Linked DNA regions of Homo sapiens: all the other regions are linked to region 3. Evidence: chromatin loops called from intact Hi-C (ENCODE). Cell type or tissue: Caco-2. All regions are shown on one strand.

Region 1 (5,000 bases), 69 kb after region 3:
TGACTAAATATGGCAAAAAAAAATCTTTTTTACCCCCCTTTAATTGCATACATACTTGCTTTCTCTGAAGGAGCGACTGTTCCTAGGGCCGGCCTAGCTGACAGCTAAGACTGAGAGATGGGGAGAGATTTCTTGTCACATCTGACAATTGCAGTTTCCTGTATTAAGTAAATTTGCTAGGCTTCCATGCTCCTTCATGAATTGAACAGATGAGAAAAATGCTCAGAAGACTGCCCCTGGCAGGCTAAGCTGCAGGCAGGGCATGGCTGTGGGGTTTGAGATCAAGGAGCAGACACCAGCACCTTTGTGTCTGTTTTCTGCAGCAAGAAAAGTCAGAGCTAAGTGAAGAGGGAGAGAGTAGCCTCTTACCTACAAATTGAGAAGCAGTTCTTAAAATGCCACAGGCTTTTATTGATCTGTTCCCTAAAGGCTCTACAAGTAGAAAGTGAAGTTTTTAGTGGTCCTTAAAGATCTTGCAAATGTCATTGACCTATTGTCTATGTATCTTGGAAAATAAGGGGAGTAAGTAAACACCATGTAACATTCTGGAGGAAATTGCAAGAGGGAAGAGGAAAATGCAATAAAAGAATTTCTAATTCCGTGTGGATTTGGGAAAGGGATAGGAATAGAAAATGACACTGACATTTGAGTTTCAGAAGAGGTGGAGATGGCTTTGCCTCGTGAGTGAGCACATGGAGTCGGATTACTTGAGTTCAACACTTGCCACCTGTATGACCTTAGGTAACATATTTAATCATGGAGTTCTAGTTTTCTCACCAGTAAAACGGGGGCAATAATAATGACACTTATTTAGAAGGTCAACCTAGATAATTCATGTGAAGTGCCTAGCATTAAGCCTGGCATTTTTAAAATGACTGCTACTAAACAACTCTTTTGAGGTTTTTGCTGTTACTGGACACACCTCCTGGAGCTGTTGAGAGATGCTGTTTCTGGCCAGTCTTGCAAGCCCTTTCCATGGGGAGAGATTAGCAGCCTTTATTTTTTACAGGATGGTCTCTACTTTGTTAGGCAACATGTGGCCACTAATGAGAAAGCAGTGGGTGGGATATAAAGAAATATTAGGTAAAGCAAATAGCAAAGGAATCATAAAAACAGGACTGCACAAATGGCATATGAAACAACAGTGAATTTCCATACTGTTAACCCCTTGTCTCTTCTTTCATCTCTCACCTTGTTAAAGGTTTTACTATGCATCACCTACACGCCAACATTTGATCTGAATGGGAGTGCCGTGCTGAAGATCGCGGAGGTGAGTACTGCTTGTGTCTGTGCCTCCTGTTCACAGCTGCTTTATCTCTGACTGGGATAAATATTGGGGTGGAACTAAGCCCCAGCACTGGAGTGAATCCTTCTCTGATTACTACCGTGGGGAATTTCCGCTAAGGAATTGATCTGTGGGAAGCGTGCTGTGTGGTGCGCCATCCTTAGTTGTAATGCCATGTGTCTCAGAGCCCTGCATGCTTACGTTTGCTTCACTTGAGGCCTTCACTATGTAAATAACAGTACTGGTTCCCCTTACCCTGCTCCACCCAGGCGTATTGCTTTCTCGGTCTAATTTGCCCACAATTCATTGAAAAGCATTTGATTTAAAAAAATAGTTTTTAAGAAACCAAGTAGGAGATTTAGAGAGATGTTTATAGATTAAATCCCCTCCCCATCTTCAAAACCCTGAAGAATGCCTATTGAAATGATCATTGAAAAGCCTTCTCATTTCAATCTGTATTGCAGCCCAGAGTAATGTGTGCCTTCCAGCATGCCCAAGAATATGTCCAACAGAAAACTTGGCTTCTTGAATGCCTGGCATATGTCTTTGGCTTTTGGAAACACTATCATTTCAAAGCTGAACTTTAATATGCTTGGAATAATTTCCCTTCCATTTCTTGAAAAGAATATCTACAGGATTTGTATGTTCTGATAAGAGTATACATTCAAACCACAAAGAGGAATGATTTTCTGAGTTCTGAAATGATGGAGAAAAAGGCTAATTATCAGCACTCATGGAGAGTACTTATATTAGCAGATACATGTGCTTTTTATGGTATCATGTGGTATTAAACAGTGAAAATTAAGAGAAAATTATTTTTGAGCGTGTAGAAAATTTTTATGTGACTGTCAAAAGAGAAAGCAGCAGCCAATCAGCTGACCTCTCATTACAATACAAGTCACTTTTAAAATATGGATTGATACAGATGGAAAGAACACTTTCCTTTAACACATTTGTATGTATACTCTGTATTTGTTTTATTTGCATTTGTTTTTAATTGAATTTTAAGAGAGCCCTGTGAGCTCTTTCATTATCTGCAGGTTCACTTTTCAAAAGACAGTGTTGTTTCTGAAAATAGCAAGAAGCAGGATTGGTGTGTAAGAGGCTTGTTAGCCCTTTGCCATGTGAAGGAAGAGAGGGGAGGTGTCAAGCCACTGCCCCTGCTGATGGAACTGGGGGGAAGGGGAGACAAGGAGCAGAGGGTCTTCAGGAGGAGAGGGCTGCCAGGGATTGAGGCTGTTAGTATCAACAACAACCAGGTTTTGAATGAGAGTCAGAATGATTGAAAATATAATTCCTGAATAATAGGCACACACCACCAAGTTCGGCACGAGTGAAGGGTGTTCACTGAGAGTATCTGGAAGCCAAAATAAAAAGACTCAGCAGGCCCGTCCAGATAGGATGCAACATTGAAACACTGTGGCCTCTTCCAAAATGAGGAAAGGAAAAACAACAACAACAGATCATAGCCAAAGAACAATATAATGATAAAGGCATTTGAGCTTGGTGGGAGAGAAAAATGGGCTCTGGAGTCATACTGCTTAGATATGAAGCCGGCTCTACACTGCCTAGTGGTGTTGCCTCGGATACCTGTCCCAGCCTCATGTTTGCTCTCTGTAGATGAAATGATAAGTGATACTGAGCTCATAGTGTGGTTGTGCTGATTAGACAAGAAAAATACAATCCATATAAAAAGCTTTTAGTGCAAGTCCAGCCACATGGTAAATGTGAAATGTTTGCCATTGCCACGTTTGAAATCGGGAAGCAATTTATAAAAGCACCTTAAAATAAACCATTTAAAACTCCTGTGGAAATGTAAAGAAGGAATCTAGATGTTCTCTTCCTGCTTACTTTTGTATACATTGACTATTACTCATGAATAGTGTTTATCCTGAAACCTGCTGATCAGGAAGTGGGATGTGTACTTAAGCATGAAAAATGAGGCTATTTCCCCAAGGTTCTGAAACTATAAAAGGATCATTAAGCTCTCAAAATGTAAATAAGAGGGCACCCTTCATTTGTGTATCTAAATTTAACTTGCTTAATTAAACTGCAATAATGAAAAGTTCTTAGAACAGCATCCTCTGTGACAGGAAGCATAAGAAATATTACCAAATATAAAAATGGACAATTATGAAATATCCAAGTGCTTTCTGTTCAATTTCATGAAATCATTACTAAAACTCCATGTGGATGCATAGCCCTTCTCTTCATTGATTGAAAGCTGAGCCCGATTTCTGTTAATATTAACCCCAGGGTAGCAGATATGTTGAGTTTTCCAAGGAAAGTTACCTTCATATAGGAAAAAGCTGTGGGAGCAGAAATTGCCAAGGTCTTGGAGTAAAAGAAAAAGGTGGGGCTGGGCACGGTGGCTCATGCCTGTAATCCCAGCACTTTGGGAGGCCGAGACAGGCGGATCACCTGAGGTTGAGAGTTCGAGACCAGCCTAACCAACATGGGGAAACCCCATCTCTACTAAAAATACAAATTAGCCAGGCGTGGTGGTGCATGCCTGTAATCCCAGCTACTCGGGAGGCTGAGGCAGAATTGGTTAAACCTGGGAGGCGGAGGCTGCAGTGAGCCTGTTCCATTGGAAAGGTTTTTTATACCTGCGGAAGGCTTCTCTGTGGGATTTCTCAAAAGCAGAAAGCCTGTTTCATAAATGAGTGTTTGCTGGTTTGATCTTATTGACTTATGGAAACTTCCAGTCTTTGATTCTGTAGCTTGCTATCAGGGTCAAGCAAAATCTGTCTCAAAGGCCATTGTTTTTTCCTCTAAGGTTCATAATTTCAGGGCATGAAAAACACCTTTTTTATTGTTATTCCTTCCATCCAGCCAGCCCTCCATTCTAATATACTGGTTAATAATAATAGCTACTAGTCACTGAGTGCCTAAGGCATGGCAATAAGTGGCATTTTACATGTATTCTCCTTTAATTTCTGCCACAACTAGATAAAGAATACAAGCAAAGTGAAGTTTGCTTGCTCAAGTTTCTACAGCTAGATATTCAAATCCAAACTTCTAATATTGCAAACATGTACTGTTAATCACTCTGCTATATTGCTCCCTGGCTCCCCCTCAGTCTTAGAGAATGTTAGCAGAATCTTGCCATAATAATATTGGCAACCAACTGAAGTGCTTAGGAGTCTTCCACCCTTGGACCTTTACCGAGGCATTTAGTTAGATAATTGTTCTATGGTGTTTTATATATATAAAGCTCAAGTGTTTATTCATTTCATTTTTTTGTGACCATAGATTCAAGTGGCCATAGGGAATATGTCACTTTTTCCAGTATATTTCCATATGGATAGTGTATCTTTTCTGAGCATTATATATAACACATCAGAGGATGGGAGGTTTGTAATAGTTTCACTTGTTGCCCTGGGGAGCTTGAAAAAACATTGACGCTCAACACCTGCCACCAACAGTTCTAATTTAACAGTTCTAGTTGTCACTAAAGTATTTTTTAGATTGGGCTGGTTTATAGCTCTTGAAATGTTCAGTGATACTTTTTTGGGGGGTGGGGGGAGATGGAGTCTCACTCTGTTGCCCAGGCTGGACTGCAGTGGCACAATCTCAGCTCACTGCAACCTACGCCTCCTGGGTTCAAGCGATTCTCCTGCCTCAGCCTCCCGAGTAGCTGGGATTACAGGCGCATGCCACCACACCTGGCTAGTTTTTTTGTATTTTTAGTAGAGTTGGGATTTCGCCTTAT
Region 2 (5,000 bases), 120 kb after region 3:
CATATTTTTTATTAAAGAATAATTTTACACATGATTTGCAGAGTGTATGGACATGTGTAATTTGCATGCACAAATGTAGAGATGAACTGTTTCCCACACATCCCTAGATTTCAGCCTCCAAGTATTTGCAGGAACAAATGGCGCATTCATTGAAAATCTCTCAAGGTGCTCTGAGAGGAGTGGCTCGGTGTGTTTTGTTCCACACTTGGCTGGTATTGCCTGTGGGGCTTTGGAGGGTAAGAGGAGATGACAGTGTAAGGACACAGATGTGCAGTTGTCTGTGGGCTGCAAAGCTGCGAGCTGACCACCAGGCTCCAGATAGTCAGGAACCCTGAAGGCCTGGAAATGCCTGTCTGCAGATGGCCTTAGGACCAGCATACTAATAGATGCAGAGAAGCTGACTTCAGTAATGTTTTCACCCCAAGCTCCCTGTGAAAGTTTGAGCCATGATACCAACAACTCTGACTGAATGAACCCATCTTCAGAGCATGAGATATAGTTGTTTGTTTTTTCAGTTAATTTATATAAAGCTCAAAGGGATCTTCAAAATGAAAACTTTAGTAAGTATAAAATGTCTTTTAAAAGAAAAGATAGTGGGGAGAAAGTCAATAGCTATTATTTAATGGTTTTTTTTTTGAAACTCTTTATTTCCTCATTTATTTTTTTAACAGTTTGATTGTGAGATAACTCACATACCACACAGTTTACCTGCTTAAAGTGCACAATTTAACGTGCTTTTTGTTTTTCGTTTTTTTGTTTTTTGAGGCAGAGTATCTTTCTGTTGCCCAGGCTGGAATGTAGTGGTGTGATCTCAGCTAACTACAGCCTCCGCCTCCCGGGTTCCAGCAATTCTCATTCCTCAGCCTACCAAATGGCTGGGACTACAGGCATGCGCCACCATGCCGGGCTAATTTTTGTATTTTTAGTAGAGATGGGGTTTCACCCTCTTGGGCAGGATGGTCTGGAACTCTTAGACTCAAGTGATCTGCCTGCCTTGGCCTCCAAAAGTGCTGGGATTACAGGTGTGAGCCACTGCACCTGGCCTAACGTGTTTTGATGTATTACATTATTATTTGTTTTCATCATGGTAAAAATAGATGTAACAAAATTTGCTATTTTAATAAATTTTAAGTATACAATTCAGTGGTACTAATTGTATTCACAGTGTTGTGCAAGCATTTCCAGAACTTTTTTAACATTCCAAATAGAAGGTACTCTGCCCCTGGTCCCTGGTCCCTGGTAACCTCCAATCTATTTTCTATTTCTTCTAATTTATTCTAGGTGCTTCATAGAGTGCATCATATATATTTGTTATTTTGTGCCTGACACTTAGCATAATGTTTTCAAGGCGCCTCTATGTTGTGGCATATATCAGAACGCCATTCCTTTTCATGGCTGAGTAATACCCATTTTATATACATACCACAATTTGCTTATCCATTCATCTGTTGATGGGCGCTTCAGTTGTTTCCACCTTTTGGCTGTTGTGAGTAATGCTGCAGTGAACACTGATGTACAAACGTCTGTTCAAATCCCTGCTTTCAGTCCTTCTGGTTATATCGGAGTAGAATTGCTGGGTCATATAGTGATTCTATGTTTAGCTTTTCGAGAAACATTATTCCTTTTGAAAAGTTGTATTAATAACTTTTCTAAACATCTTACATGCATTATTGCATCTAATTCCCATGCAATCATATCCATTAATTCTTACTCATTCGGCAAATGTTTTTAAGGGTCTACTATGTACCAAATGCTGTTCTAGGCATTGGGGATTCTGTAGTGAACAAAATGAATGAAATGTCACCCTCTCATTGATTTTATAGTGGTGATGGCAGATGATAAACAAGTATATGTTAATATAAAACTGGGTAGAATAAATGCCATCGAGGCCATTTTTTAAAAGCCGGGTAAGCGGCATATTGGTGAGGGGCAGGAGTGGATTTGCTATTTAATAATGGAATTAAAAGGGAAGGTCTCTCTGTCACTTGAGCAGAGACTTGGCAGAATTGAGGGAGCGCAGCATCCAGAGATCCTGAGATCATTCTAGGAGTGACAAAAACAAATGCAAAGGCCCTGCGGCAGGTCCAGGCCTGGTGTGGCTGAGGGACAGCAGGCAGTCAGGGTGGCTGCGGGGAATGAGAGGGAGAGAGGAGGGTGAGGTTGGAGTTTTATTACATTGTGATAGGGAGCCACCGGAGGGCTCAAGCTAGGGATAGAATGCAGTCAATTCTTCTTATTATAGGAAAAGAAGGTGAGACTTACAGGGTTTACATGAGTTTATCAAAGTTCTAGCTGCTAAGTAAGAGATCAGGATCCAGGCCCAGGCAGATCCACTCCTGAGCGCATGCTCTTTGCCACCAGGCTGGGGTGTGTATCTGGCCCTAAGGATATTCCTGGCTAGCTGTCAGTGCTATACAGAAATATCCTATTGATGCAGTATCTCTCACGATGGGTTCGCAGCTCTCTGGAAGCCAGCCTTGCCAAGCACACTGTTCACACCCCCAAAAGTCCCTTCATTGTCTCCCTTAGGCATGATGCACTCTCCTGGCTTTGACGGGAATAGCAGCCTCAGCTTCCAGATGCTGATGAACGCAGACAGCCTCTACACAGCTGCACACTGCGCCCTGCTCCTCAACCTGAAGCTCTCCCACGGTGACTACTACAGGAAGCGGCCGACCCTGGCGCCAGGCGTGATGGTGAGTGTGCCGTCCCTCATTGGACTGGCAGAGGGCAGGCTGTAACTTCCTGGTGTACAGCCTAGCCTCAGTGCCCTGAGTGGGATGGCACAGCGTGTTTTGTTCCAGACTGCTCTAGGTTGGTAATGCCAGTGGGACTTTGGGGGATGGAAGGAGATGACATATATATAAGGGCACAGATATACAGTTGCCCAGCACCGTGAGCACAGAGCTGCCCACTGGGCTCCAGTGAAGAGTGTATGGACGTGAGGCTCTGGAAATGGCTGCCCAGGGATAACCCAGTAGTTTCATCTCATGTCATTATTAAACATGTGTATAAAACCTGTTCAAAACCACATCATTGACGTGTTAAGGGAGATCAGAAGATGTGCAAGAAATTTGCTGAAAATGAGTTGTGTTTTTCTTTTTTTTGAGACAGAGCCCCGCTTTGTTGTCCAGGCTAGAGTGCAGTGGTGTGAGCATGGCATGGCTCACTGCAACCTCAAACTCCTGGGCTCAAGCAGTCCTCCCACCTCAACTCCCAAGTAGCTGGGACTACAGGTGTGCACCACCAAGCCTGGCTAATTTTTTAATTATTTTTTGTAAAGACAGGGTCTCGCTATGTTGCCCATGCCAGCCTTGAACTCCTGGGCTCAAGCAATCCTCCCACCTTGCCCTCCCAAAGCGTTGGGATTACAGGCATGAGCCACCAGGCCTGGCTGAAGGTGTGCACTTATAAAAACTCTTCACCGTATTCCAACATGTTCCCAGACCTACTGTTGACCCAGAACTAAGCTCACTGGCTGTTGCTCATAAGCACTTCCTGTAAGGGATACAATGAGAGTGTTGGTTGTCCTGTGGTTAGCTCCTGTGATGGAGCAAGCCACTCCATGGTGTGCCCTATTATCAGTTCCTGAGCCTAAATCCATGGATCTACATGAAGGAAATCAATAATCATTTGCTTGCTTGATAAATTGTAAATTCCCAAAGATAAGTGATTGCTTCATGAGCATAAGTGAAGTGTCTCTGGAGATGTGCACATTCCTGCAGGAGCACGTTCCACCTCTGCTTCTGTTGGGGCTCCTAGAAAAGGAAGCTCGTACGCTATTAAAGACATCTGTGCAATTGCAAACCTTTCCACACATCCAAGAGTAAGAATGTAAAGTGCAGTCTCTCTAATCCTTCTGCAAGGTATCTGTCAAAAGGTGTCATCAGTGAAGGAAACCTCAGCACATTTGGGAATCCTCCATCTCTACTTCTCCCCACTTGCCGCCCCCTTACCCAATACACAAGCCTTGGTTTAGTTCAGGGCTCTGTGACGTGAAGAGGCAGCAGAGGCACTTAGGAGCCTGTTAGTGAGCAGGGTGTTATGTGGTCACCTTCTCATGCGATCTCTCTGTAGAAGGACTTCATGAAGCAGGTGCAGACCAGCGGCGTGCTGATGGTCTTCTCTCAGGCCTGGATTGAGGAGCTCTACCATCAGGTGCTCGACAGGAACATGCTTGGAGAGGCTGGCTATTGGGGCAGCCCAGAAGATAACAGCCTTCCCCTCATCACAATGCTGACCGGTCAGTGGTTCGTTGCAAGGCCTTGGGGCACGTGGTAGGGTGGGACGGCTCACGCTTTAAAGCCTCTTTCAGAGAAGTGTTGGTGCTTGGAGCAGACTTTGAAACAGCACCCACAAAGCTTCCCTGGCAATGGTGACAGTTCCAGGGAAGTGTCATGAGTTCACTTCACAGGAGTTTTCTGTCCCTTTTCCATGTGGGAGTCTGTAGGGTTCACTGTGCCCCATTAGATGAGGACTAACTTAGCACCTTTGTCTGTTGGTGTAAAACCGTAGGCCATATCTATAGGATGTGTAGGCCTAGGATTATTCCTGGAAGTTCTCACATGCTAATAGTTGCCCATATCATTCAGTGTTCTTGGGGTTTACCAATAAATGTAAAATGACTGATTTTAAAGTTGGCTTCCTGGCCAAGTGCCGTGGCTCATGCCTATAATCCTAGCACTTTGGGAGGCTGAGGTGGGTGGATCACCTGAGGTCAGGAGTTCGAGACCAGCCTGGCCAACATGGCAAAACTCCGTCTCTACTAAAAATACAAAAATTAGCTGGGCATGGTGGCAGGTGCCTGTAATCCCAGCTACTTGGGAGGCTAAGGCAGAAGAATCATTTGAACCCGGGAGGCAGAGGTTGCAGTGAACCGAGATTACACCACTGTACTCCAGCCTGGGCAACAGGAGCAAGACCCTGTCTCAAAACAAAAAGTTGGTTTCCTTCCGTTTATCCATATCAGAGGCCCTCCCTTCCCTTCCCAGCTGTACCAG
Region 3 (5,000 bases):
ATTTTTTTTTTTAGTAGAGATGAGGTCTTGCCATGTTGCCCAGGCTGCTCTCAAACTCCTCGGCTGAACCAATCTGCCTGCCTCAGCCTCCGAAAGTGCTGGGATTACAGGCATGAGCCAACATGCCTAGTCCCCCACATTATTCTCAAAGGCTATATAATATGATGCTTTATGAATATATCATGGGTTATCTATCCATATCCTTGTTGCATATTTAGTTTTCTCTTTTTTTAGAATTGAAAGACACACTGAAATGCTTGTAGAAAGATCCTTATCCATTTCCATAATCACTTTCTTAGGATGAATTCCCAGAAGTGGAATTGTTAGGTCAAAGCTATACCTATGCCACATACACATCCAGGCTCCCTCCCTCCAGGAATGTAGTACCAAGTTACACTCTGACCAGCACCCAAGACATGAGAGGACCTTGTTGTTCAGCTCCTTCAATAACATTTAAAAAATCTCTCAGTCAATTTGATTAATAGAAAATAGCATCTTATTTAAAAGTTTGTTCTCTTTATTAGGCACTTGAACATTTTTTATAAGTTTATGGGGTCATATGTATTCTCTCCTCTGTAAACTGACTTTATATATATTGGCTTTTTTAAAAAAGAAGGAGCATTTGTTTTTTAATTCTTTGTTAAAGCTTTTTTTTTTTAACAAAGCTATTCAAACTTTATATGTCTGACATTAATATAAACATTTTCCTAGTTTGCAGCTTAAACGAAATTGTTTTTAATTGTAAAACTAGTAAATACTTTAAAATAGATTCAAAAATATAAATCCACATATAATTAAGATTTAGAGGTATCATCTTTTCTTCCTTCAATCCATCCCTCAGAGTATCATTTGCTTTTTAATTTTGTATGAAACTTTTGGCATAAAGGTCTTAAATATTCAAATAGTCAAATCTATTGACCTTTTTTCCTTCAGTTTCTGCCTTAGTTTGTTAGAAATAATCTTAATGCATTAAGATAAGTATATTCACTTATGCTTTCTTCTAAACTTTTCATCATTTAATTCTTAAATTTAATTTTTAATACATTTGTAATTTATTTTGCTACACGATATAAAGTTGTGATCTATATATTTTTCCAAATAGTTAACAATTTTCTTTAACCCAAGTACATTATCTGCTGCGGCGTTTTTACTTTTTTTTTTTTAAACCTTTCTTTAAATGATGGCTTCACTGGGCGTGAGGGTAGCGGTAGAAGCATCCTTGGGGGCTGGGACTTTGTAGGTTTTGCCTCCTCAGTACCAAGAGCGCCGAAGGAGTAGTCTGACATCCCCATGTGTTGGACACCCTCCAATGGCAGTCCCTCCCCTGGCTGACCCCCTACACCTCGGATTTCGGACTGCTCCTCTCAGCCTCCTCCCTGGGCCCTTGCTCCTGTACCCATGATTTGAGAATTAGGGGGGCCGTCACTCCCTCTCTTGTGCAACCTTTGTCAAACTCGAGGCATCAACAACTCCTATATTTACCACCCTTCAAATACTGGCATCCCTCCCAGAGCTCTATCCTGAGTTCCTGTCCATAAAAAAAATCTACAAGTATCTCATTATCATTTCAATCTGAACATGTTCAAAACTGAACTCATATATCCCCCCTAATCCAAACCCTTTTTATCTTCTCTTCTTTAAAGAATGGGGCCACCATCCTCCCAATTTCCTAAACAAGTAACCTGGAAGCCATCCCATATACACCGTCTCTCCCCTATTGTGTCATTAAATCCTATTGTTTCTACCCTTCAATATCTCTTGACATACTTTCCTTTATTCCCCTTCTACCCACCCTTGGCCTAATTGGTTTCTAGATTCCTGCAGAACCTTTGTTCTCCCAGCTGCCAGTCTGCCCCTCTGCAGTCCATCATCCTCACTTCCACCACAGGAACATTTTCAAAGAAAAAGGAAACACGGGGTGCCCTGTCACACTGCCTTCCCCACCGCCCGCGTGAGTCTCCTGGGGCTCCCCCTTTTCACCCCAATGAGAAGCCCTCTGCTGCGGCGGCCCTTGTGCACCACATTTTTCACAGGGCAGCAATTCAGCGCAAGAGAGGATGGGAAGGGGAGGAGATAGGGGTTTTTAGAAGGGGCTTTGGATTCAGGACGTGTTTGGAGTCTAACTCTTGTTGGTCTGGGAAGTAACCCAGCCTCTCTGGGCCTGGTTTCCTTGGGCATATCAAGCTCTACCCCAGCCCCACCGCAGCCCACCGCCCGCCGCGTGTTGAAAGCTTGACTGGAGTTTCCCTGCAGGCAGGGGCACAGTGTGTGCAACGCTGCATCGCCCGAGCCTGGCACAGGGAGTGGCCCAAAAAAGCTGTTAGTGACTGAACGCAAGAATTTTCCGGTTAGCAGACGACGGGATGCAGCGGGCGCGGCGCCTGCACCACGCTGGGGGTCCCGGTGTCCGGGCTGGGCCGCTCCGACTCCGCCCGCGGCCACCGTCGGCTCAGGGGGTGCGAAGACCGCGGCGAGGCCCCTCCCCGCCTGCCTCCCGCCGCCCGCCGCGGACCAGGCGCTCCCTCCCGGCGGCTGGCGAGCCAGCTCCGGACATCCGTCCCCACCTTTCCGCTAAGCGCGGCGCCCGCGGGGCCTGCCTCGGCGGTCAGGTCAGCGGCCTCCAGCCTCACTCTCCGGCCCCAGCCCGCAGCCGCCGCCGAGCGGAGCGCACCTGACCCAGGCGGGCGGGGCGGGGCGGCGGGCGGGGCGCGGGGCTGACGTGGCCCGCGGCATGGAGCGGGCGTGATTCATCAGCATCCGCGCCGGGGCGGCATGGGGGCGCGCGCGGCGGCCGCCTAGGCGCCCAGGGCCAGGCAGCGGCGGCTTCCCCGGCCCGGCTCGCCCGCGCTTCTCTCCCTGTGGGCGGCGGCCCGGCGCCTGGAAGGTCAAGATGGAAGAAATCCTGAGGAAGCTGCAGAAGGAGGCGTCCGGGAGCAAGTACAAAGCCATCAAGGAGAGCTGCACCTGGGCCCTGGGTAAGCGTCCGGCACCTGCTCGCCGCGGCGGGAGGGCCGCGCGGCCGGGGCTGAACCCGCGCCTCCGCGCGTGGGGCTTTCGCGGAGCGTCGGTCATGGGTGCCGTTCTGGCGATTGCGAGAGTCGCCTCGGGAAATTGATGTGGGATTTGAGAGTCTTGGCTCGGGCGTGGACATCAGCCGCCTCCCCTCCGGTCTCTTTCACTCTCCGAAACCTTCCTCGGGAACCGCTGTCCTCCCTGCCTGGCGGCCCCCTTCTCCTGGTCCCGGCGCTGGGGACGATGCTTCCCCATCGCCGAGTTAGGCAGGACCCGGAGCCGGTGCGAATCCTGGGGCCTGACAGCGAAGCGCCTCTGGGGAAAAGGGAAGTTAAACCAACAACCCCGATGTCGAATCCTTGGCGAGTGGAACCAGGAAGGAAAGGCTTGTTTAATTTGATTTTCCTGATAGAGGTCAGCTTGCTTAGTGTTAGCTTTCCTGGTTATTGCACATGAAAAATAACATACGGGCGGGGATCATGTTACCTCTGCAATTCTGTTGTGGTCTGCCCTTCAGACAGGTGGGATTTTAGGGCTGTGAGCTGTGCTAGCGTTGAAGTAAGTTCCAGGGAGCAAATTTGTGTTTCTCATCAGACTCAGGTTGCAGAACTCAGCAGCGGAAAAAAACGGAAAGACATTTCAGTTAGGCGGGGTTTGGGCAATCAAAATGGTCAGGATGGTAATGCAAATAGATCAGAAGCATACTTTGGGTGATGGTGATGCTTTTTAGAAAGGAAAGGCCAAGAAGAAGCCAGCGCAGCTAGCTCTATGGGCTCCTCTCTCTGCCTTGCTGGAGCCTGATGTGATGCCTCAGTTGCCACTCAATTGAAAAATGAAATTGACTCCCTTTCCCTTGCAACCAAGAACCATCACTGTCTGTCATGACACTGTGTGTGCTTTGATGCAGCCTGAGATAGAGAAGAGCCTTTAGCAGGTTTTCCACTAAATGTAAAATTTTGAGAGTGGTTTAGGTGACTCTTAATATGTAGATGGTCTTAATTCACATATGTTTGGGTGTGTGTACAGGTAATTATAGCAGCATCTTTTTTTAAACCTGTGCCTATCATCACAAAATTGTCTAGAATATTGTCTAGGAAGTTTGTCTTGTAGGTAGAACCAGCACTTGACCATTCTAGCTTACTGTTAAAGAAAAATGGACCAGAAATCTGAGAGAACAGCAAGGCTCTTAAAGCCACAGTACTATTTTTGCCGTTGCCATTGTCATTCAGCAGCGTGATTCGAAGCTAGATTCCAAAATGCCTCTAATGAAGGGTCACAGATGGCTGGGTAACATGATAAAGCAGGGCCCAATTGTGCTTTAAACATGCCATTCCTAGTATTCGTTATTATTTTGCTGCAAATTAAGCAGATTTAGATAAACAGGGAGGAGGAGATTAATCTAGTATTTTAATAAGTTTAAATACTGACATCAACATCTTATTAAGTGAAACCACAACGTTGCTGAGTTTAGGTCCTTTAAAGCCACTGGGGAGGCTGAGCATTGAGGCAGGTAAATTTTTCGAGTCAAATCTGAAAGAAACCAGCCTGAGTGGATGTACTTCCTTTCCCAGTGATTGTTCTGTCATTAGCAAGACAAGACAGAAGTGCATGAAATAGTTAAATAATAGTGCAGGGCATTCATTGTGCAGTTGGATTGGGCAAACCAGGAAAACAAGTCAAAGAAGGGAGGATAAATGTGTTGTCCATGGATTGGGGGAGAATTGGTGTGAGCTGGTGGGGCTTTTGAAGTAGATTTCACTTGAAGAATGGGGAAGCTATGGGTTCCTTCTTTCCGTCGCTTCTTTATTTAGGAAACATTTATTAAGACCTCCCTGGTAATGAGCAATGGGATATATGGATGAATAAAATGTTCCCTGTAAGGAATTTGTTAGAAGGGCATGCTGGAGACATGAACAAAGGCCTATAGGGATAGGTTTTCCTGTTGCCTTTCCCACTCCAGTCCATTTCCACTGCCCGTCACTGTTTAG
Region 4 (5,000 bases), 130 kb after region 3:
GGAGGCTGAGGCAGGAGAATGGCGTGAACCCAGGAGGCGGAACTTGCAGCAGTGAGCCGAGATCACGCCACTGCACTCCAGCCTGGGCGACAGAGTGAGACTCCCGTCTCAAAAAAAAAAAAAAAAAATTATAAGGTATTATTTATTGCACTTTGCAATCTGACTATGTGATGATCTGACCAAAGAGGCTTATTCTCCTCTTAATTCATGTAAGGAAGCTCTGAAACTAAAGTTCACATCTGGGTAACCTGTACATATAAAATTTGGGAATAATCCATGGTTCTGAATAAAAAGAGTATTTAAGATCAAAATATTCTAAATCAATAGATTTTCTAACAGAGAAATAATAATTTATAATGTACATCTATTTTTAAATAAAGATAGGCAACAATGTAACAGAAGAATAAATACTCCAAAGTGAAATAAAACTAGACTGAGGGAATAAAGTAAAATTTATGATAGTCTCATTAAAGGTTGCTACATGCTTGAAACATAAAAGATACAAGGGATATTTGTTAAAAATGAATATTGTGGTGGCCATTTGCTTGTTTTTGACTGGAGTGTTTTATTTAGGGAAAACTTCTTTCTTTTTCCTTGACAGATATTGACGGCTTAGAGAGCAGTGCCATTGGTGGCCAGCTGATGGCCTCGGCTGCTACAGAGTCTCCTTTCGCCCAGAGCAGGAGAATTGATGACTCCACAGTGGCAGGTAATGACTTGGGTCTTGAGTTTATGAACATCCATACACTGCATGTGTTACCAGCAATTACATTGTTATGTGGTGACTTGAATCAGGATTTTGTCTTGGTTAGAAAAAGTAATTGGGCCGGGCCCGGTGGCTCACGCCTGTAATCCCAGCACTTTGGGAGGCCGAGGCGGGCAGATCACGAGGTCAGGAGATCCAGACCATCCTGGCTAACACGGTGAAACCACGTCTCTACTAAAAATACAAAAAATTAGCCGGGTGTGGTGGTGGGCACCTGTAGTCCCAGCTACTCAGGAGGCTGAGGCAAGAGAATGGCATGAACCCGGGAGGCGGAGCTTTCAGTGAGCCGAGATTGTGCCACTGCACTCCAGCCTGGGTGACAGAACGAGACTCCGTCTCAAAAAAAAAAAAAAAAAGAAAAAGAAAAAGTAATTGATGGAAGTTACTTAGCATCATTCAGCTGATAATGCAACATTTATTATTTATAAGAACAAAGTGAAACATAATCCCATATAATCCATTGTTATATTTCCTGTTGTAGAATTGCATGCAACTGAGTACTGCTCATTTGATAGCAAGAGAATGTGATGTCATTCATTGCCAGGTTGTTTTTGTCTCTAGAAAATGACACACACCCCTCCATGTTCCAGGCGTGGCATTTGCTCGCTATATTCTGGTGGGCTGCTGGAAGAACTTGATCGATACTTTATCAACCCCACTGACTGGTCGAATGGCGGGGAGCTCCAAAGGGCTGGCCTTCATTCTGGGAGCTGAAGGCATCAAAGAGCAGAACCAGAAGGAGCGGGACGCCATCTGCATGAGCCTCGACGGGCTGCGGAAAGCCGCACGGCTGAGCTGCGCTCTAGGTACCAGCGGGAGTAGTGTTCCCTGGCCGTGGTCCTGCAGAACTCACTGGGAATGACCCAGCAGGGTGGGGCAGGGGGACCCTTTAGAAGGGGTTCTGCTAGGTGAATGGTTAGAGGATATACTCAGTCAAGAAGTCATTGTGTGTCTCCTCTGAAGGCGTTGCTGCTAACTGCGCCTCAGCCCTTGCCCAGATGGCAGCTGCCTCCTGTGTCCAAGAAGAAAAAGAAGAGAGGGAGGCCCAAGAACCCAGTGATGCCATCACACAAGGTAACAACTGGAGGGCCAGAACCCACCTGGTGCCTTGGGTGCAGTATGCACACACCTGCACAGGCCTACACACGCCAGCCAACACTCGTGCCTGTTCTGTGTGTGATGCCCGGTATGTATACACCACTGATCACGAGATCCCATTGAGCCACAGGCTTGGGTCTCTTCCATGTAGGTGACCTACAGAAGATCTCTCTGGAGAATGAGAGACATACTGACCCCTGGTGGCAAGGAAAGTGCAGCAGGCCCAGGGGGACCCACCTGGCTGAACTGTTCACACCTGTCATCTAGTCACTGGCTTTGGCACTTCACACAAGTGCACACTTGAAGACCCTTCGGGTTATAGTGGGGAAGGCAGATTGGCCAGTTTTCTAAAGGGGAAATTAAGCAGACGAAGAAAATTCATGAGGGGAGGCTCAGGAAGAAGAGGCTCTTATCAGAGAAAAATCTGAGCTTTGTGAACTCGAGAAATGGCTGATTTTTAACTTGATGAAATCAGTGAGTCGGTGAAGCTGATGATTATCTGGATCTAAGGGAAAAGAATGACCATCCTGGTAGCAACAGAAGATACAAGGCAGGCAGCAAACAAAAGGAAAAATGCCAGCTTGGTCCAAATTGTGTAACTACTATCAGATATGTACAGTAACAAGTCACTGAGTCAGCTGTACATTTTTAGCTGAGAAACACAATTTAGGTCCGTGTTTCTCAGACTTGAATAAAATTTAGAGACCCATTTGAAAACAAAATCGCTCTCACAGATCCCCAGCGTTAACTGAAAAAGGAGTCTCACAATTTTACTTAAGTATTTTACAACCATGAACTACATAAAAATCCTTACATTCACAGTTCTTTAAAAAAAAAACCACAAAACCAAGACCACGATATTCAGATTAAAAACAAATAAAAAATAAGATTAAGGCCGGGCACAGTGGCTTACGCCTGTAATCCCAGTACTTTGAGAGGTCGAGGAAAGCGGATCACTTGAGCCCAGGAGTTCAAGACCAGCCTGGGCAACATAGCAAAACCCTGTCTCTACTAAAAATACAGAAATTAGCCAGGCATGGTGGCATGTGCCTGTAGTCCCAGCTACTCGGGAGGCTGAGGTGGGAGGATCACCTGAGCCTGGGGAGGTTCAGGCTGCAGTGAGCAATAATCATTCCATTGCACTCTAGCCTGGGTGACAGAGTGAGACCCTATCTCAAAAAAATAGATAAAACAGCCAGGCGCAGTGGCTTACACTTGTAATCCCAGCACTTTGGGAGGCTAAGGTGGGCGGATCATTTGAGGTCAGGAGTTTGAGACCAGCCTGGCCAACATGGTGAAAGAAACCCCGTCTCTACTAAAAAATACAAAAATTAGCTGGGCGTGGTGGTGGGTGCCTGTAATCCCAGCTACTTCAGAGGCTGAGGCAGGACAATTGCTTGAACCTGGGAGAGGTTGCAGTGAACCAAGATGAAGCCACTGCACTCCAGCCTGGGTAACAGAGTGAGACACCATCTCAAATAAATAAATAAAATTAGTATCACATTTATGAGACAAATGATGTTTTGCTAAAAATCACTTTGCTCCTTACATTAGGAGATGGTTTGGATTCCTTTGAGGTTGGCTTGCTATATTTCTGGGTTCTGGACCATCACTTAGTTATCCTACCACATGCAATGACTTGAAACCTTTGTTCAAGGAGGACACTGTGGTTTGGCCTTGCCTTAGCATTTTGCATTACTGACATCTGAAGTCACCTTCTGCATTCTTTCTCATTAGTCATCTACAATTTTTTTTTTCTTTTGAGACCGAGTTTCACTCTTGTTGCCCAGGCTGGAGAGCAATGGCACCATCTCGGCTTACTGCAATCTCCGCCTCCCAGGTTCAAGCTATTCTCCTGCCCCAGCCTCCTGAGTAGCTGGGATTACAGGCATGTGCCACCATGCCCGGCTAATTTTGTATTTTCAGTAGAGACAGAGTTTCTCCATGTTGTTCAGGCTGGTCTCGAACTCCCAACCTCTGGTGATCCACCTGCCTTGGCCTCCCAATGTGCTGGGATTACAGATGTGAGCCACCACACCCAGGCTACAATTTTTTAAAGTATTATTTGGAGCTCACAAATACAAACTCAAGGGATGAAATGAAATTGGTCATTTTCAGTGATAGAGCAGTCATTCTGGTGCTCAAAATATACGTAAATAAGTTGTTTTAGAGATGATGATCATAATGAGAGCCTAACATTACAATAATCTCAGAGAAAACTTGCAGAAAGCCAGGAATTCTTCCATTTGACCAATTTTTGGGAAGGGTGAAAGGTCTGGGCCCAGATGGTTTTAGCTGGAATTGGCTCATGAAACCCATCCACACTGCTGTGCCTGACCCAGAGCCCATGAAAGGGCCTGGAAGGAATGGCACCTGCCAGCTCAGGATCCATCCCACTTCTGGAGCTGGAGAGCTGGGGCCACCAGCACGTGGGACCTGCTGGCTGGGTGGTTTGCATGATGGTCCGCAAGGACCTACTGTGGAGGTGCTTGCTGCCACTGAAGTCTGTCCTTTCCCTTTTGCCCTTGCATGACACACATTCTTTCATTTTCATTCTTTCTGTCTCCCTTACTCAACCTGTTATTTTAATAAATGTCTTTCTGGCACAGTGAAACTAAAAGTGGAGCAGAAACTGGAGCAGATTGGGAAGGTGCAGGGGGTGTGGCTGCACACTGCCCACGTCTTGTGCATGGAGGCCATCCTCAGCGTAGGCCTGGAGATGGGAAGCCACAACCCGGACTGCTGGCCACACGTGTTCAGGTGCATGACGGGCTCCCACCCCCAGATGGCACTAACCCTGCCTTGGGAAACCTGGAGTGGGCTGTGGCAGGTGGAGAGGGGTGGCCTTAAGAGCCTGCCAGCATGTAAATCAATTATAACAATTCACAGAGTTTGATTAAACTTCAAATGAGACGTGAAAAGAGAAGAGGGAATAAGGGCCCAACTGAATGTATGTTTTGAAGAACAGGGGACAGAACTGGGTCTGAGGAATTGTGACTTTTCTATTGACATTTTTATGAGAGAAGGAAGGAAGAAAAACCAATTAAATAATTGATTGAGATGACTAAGTGAATACTGTGCAAATCTAAAACTGGTCATGTCTCCTCAATATTACATTGCTATATGTTTATCAATG

Evidence for each region. A loop is a pair of places that touch in the nucleus more often than their neighbours do. Peaks named below come from ENCODE experiments on the same cell type or tissue, not always from the same donor. Only the 100,000 strongest peaks of a DNase experiment are listed, where the experiment ranks them.
Region 1: a loop joins it to region 3, with 4 times the contacts of the local background. A loop is called at or near these places in 6 of 110 quality-filtered maps.
Region 2: it touches region 3 in a loop (5-fold over the local background); 9 of 110 quality-filtered maps call a loop at or near these places.
Region 4: it touches region 3 in a loop (6-fold over the local background); 9 of 110 quality-filtered maps call a loop at or near these places.

What each region holds. Positions count from the first base shown.
Region 1 is chr6:138,228,583-138,233,582 of GRCh38, forward strand. ARFGEF3 (ARFGEF family member 3) reads left to right here. Exons shown (of 34, transcript NM_020340.5): 5 at 1,202-1,270. Among named protein-coding and RNA genes, the nearest start is that of PBOV1, 13 kb to the left of the region's middle. In Caco-2, no CTCF peak of the experiment used is centred here; a DNase peak (open chromatin) is centred at 2,879.
Region 2 is chr6:138,275,922-138,280,921 of GRCh38, forward strand. ARFGEF3 (ARFGEF family member 3) reads left to right here. Exons shown (of 34, transcript NM_020340.5): 13 at 2,530-2,696; 14 at 4,078-4,243. Among named protein-coding and RNA genes, the nearest start is that of PBOV1, 60 kb to the left of the region's middle. In Caco-2, a CTCF peak has its summit at 2,532; a DNase peak (open chromatin) is centred at 2,567.
Region 3 is chr6:138,159,197-138,164,196 of GRCh38, forward strand. ARFGEF3 (ARFGEF family member 3) reads left to right here and starts at 2,743. Exons shown (of 34, transcript NM_020340.5): 1 at 2,743-2,975. The coding sequence starts at 2,891. RefSeq lists an enhancer at 2,552-3,522 and a silencer at 2,616-2,845. In Caco-2, no CTCF peak of the experiment used is centred here; a DNase peak (open chromatin) is centred at 2,675; H3K4me3 peaks cover 1,859 bases.
Region 4 is chr6:138,285,345-138,290,344 of GRCh38, forward strand. It overlaps ARFGEF3 (ARFGEF family member 3), which reads left to right. Exons shown (of 34, transcript NM_020340.5): 15 at 602-709; 16 at 1,357-1,572; 17 at 1,730-1,840; 18 at 4,474-4,624. Among named protein-coding and RNA genes, the nearest start is that of PBOV1, 69 kb to the left of the region's middle. RefSeq lists an enhancer at 1,604-2,103. In Caco-2, CTCF peaks have their summits at 2,063 (motif pointing left) and 4,655 (motif pointing right); DNase peaks (open chromatin) are centred at 2,057 and 4,644.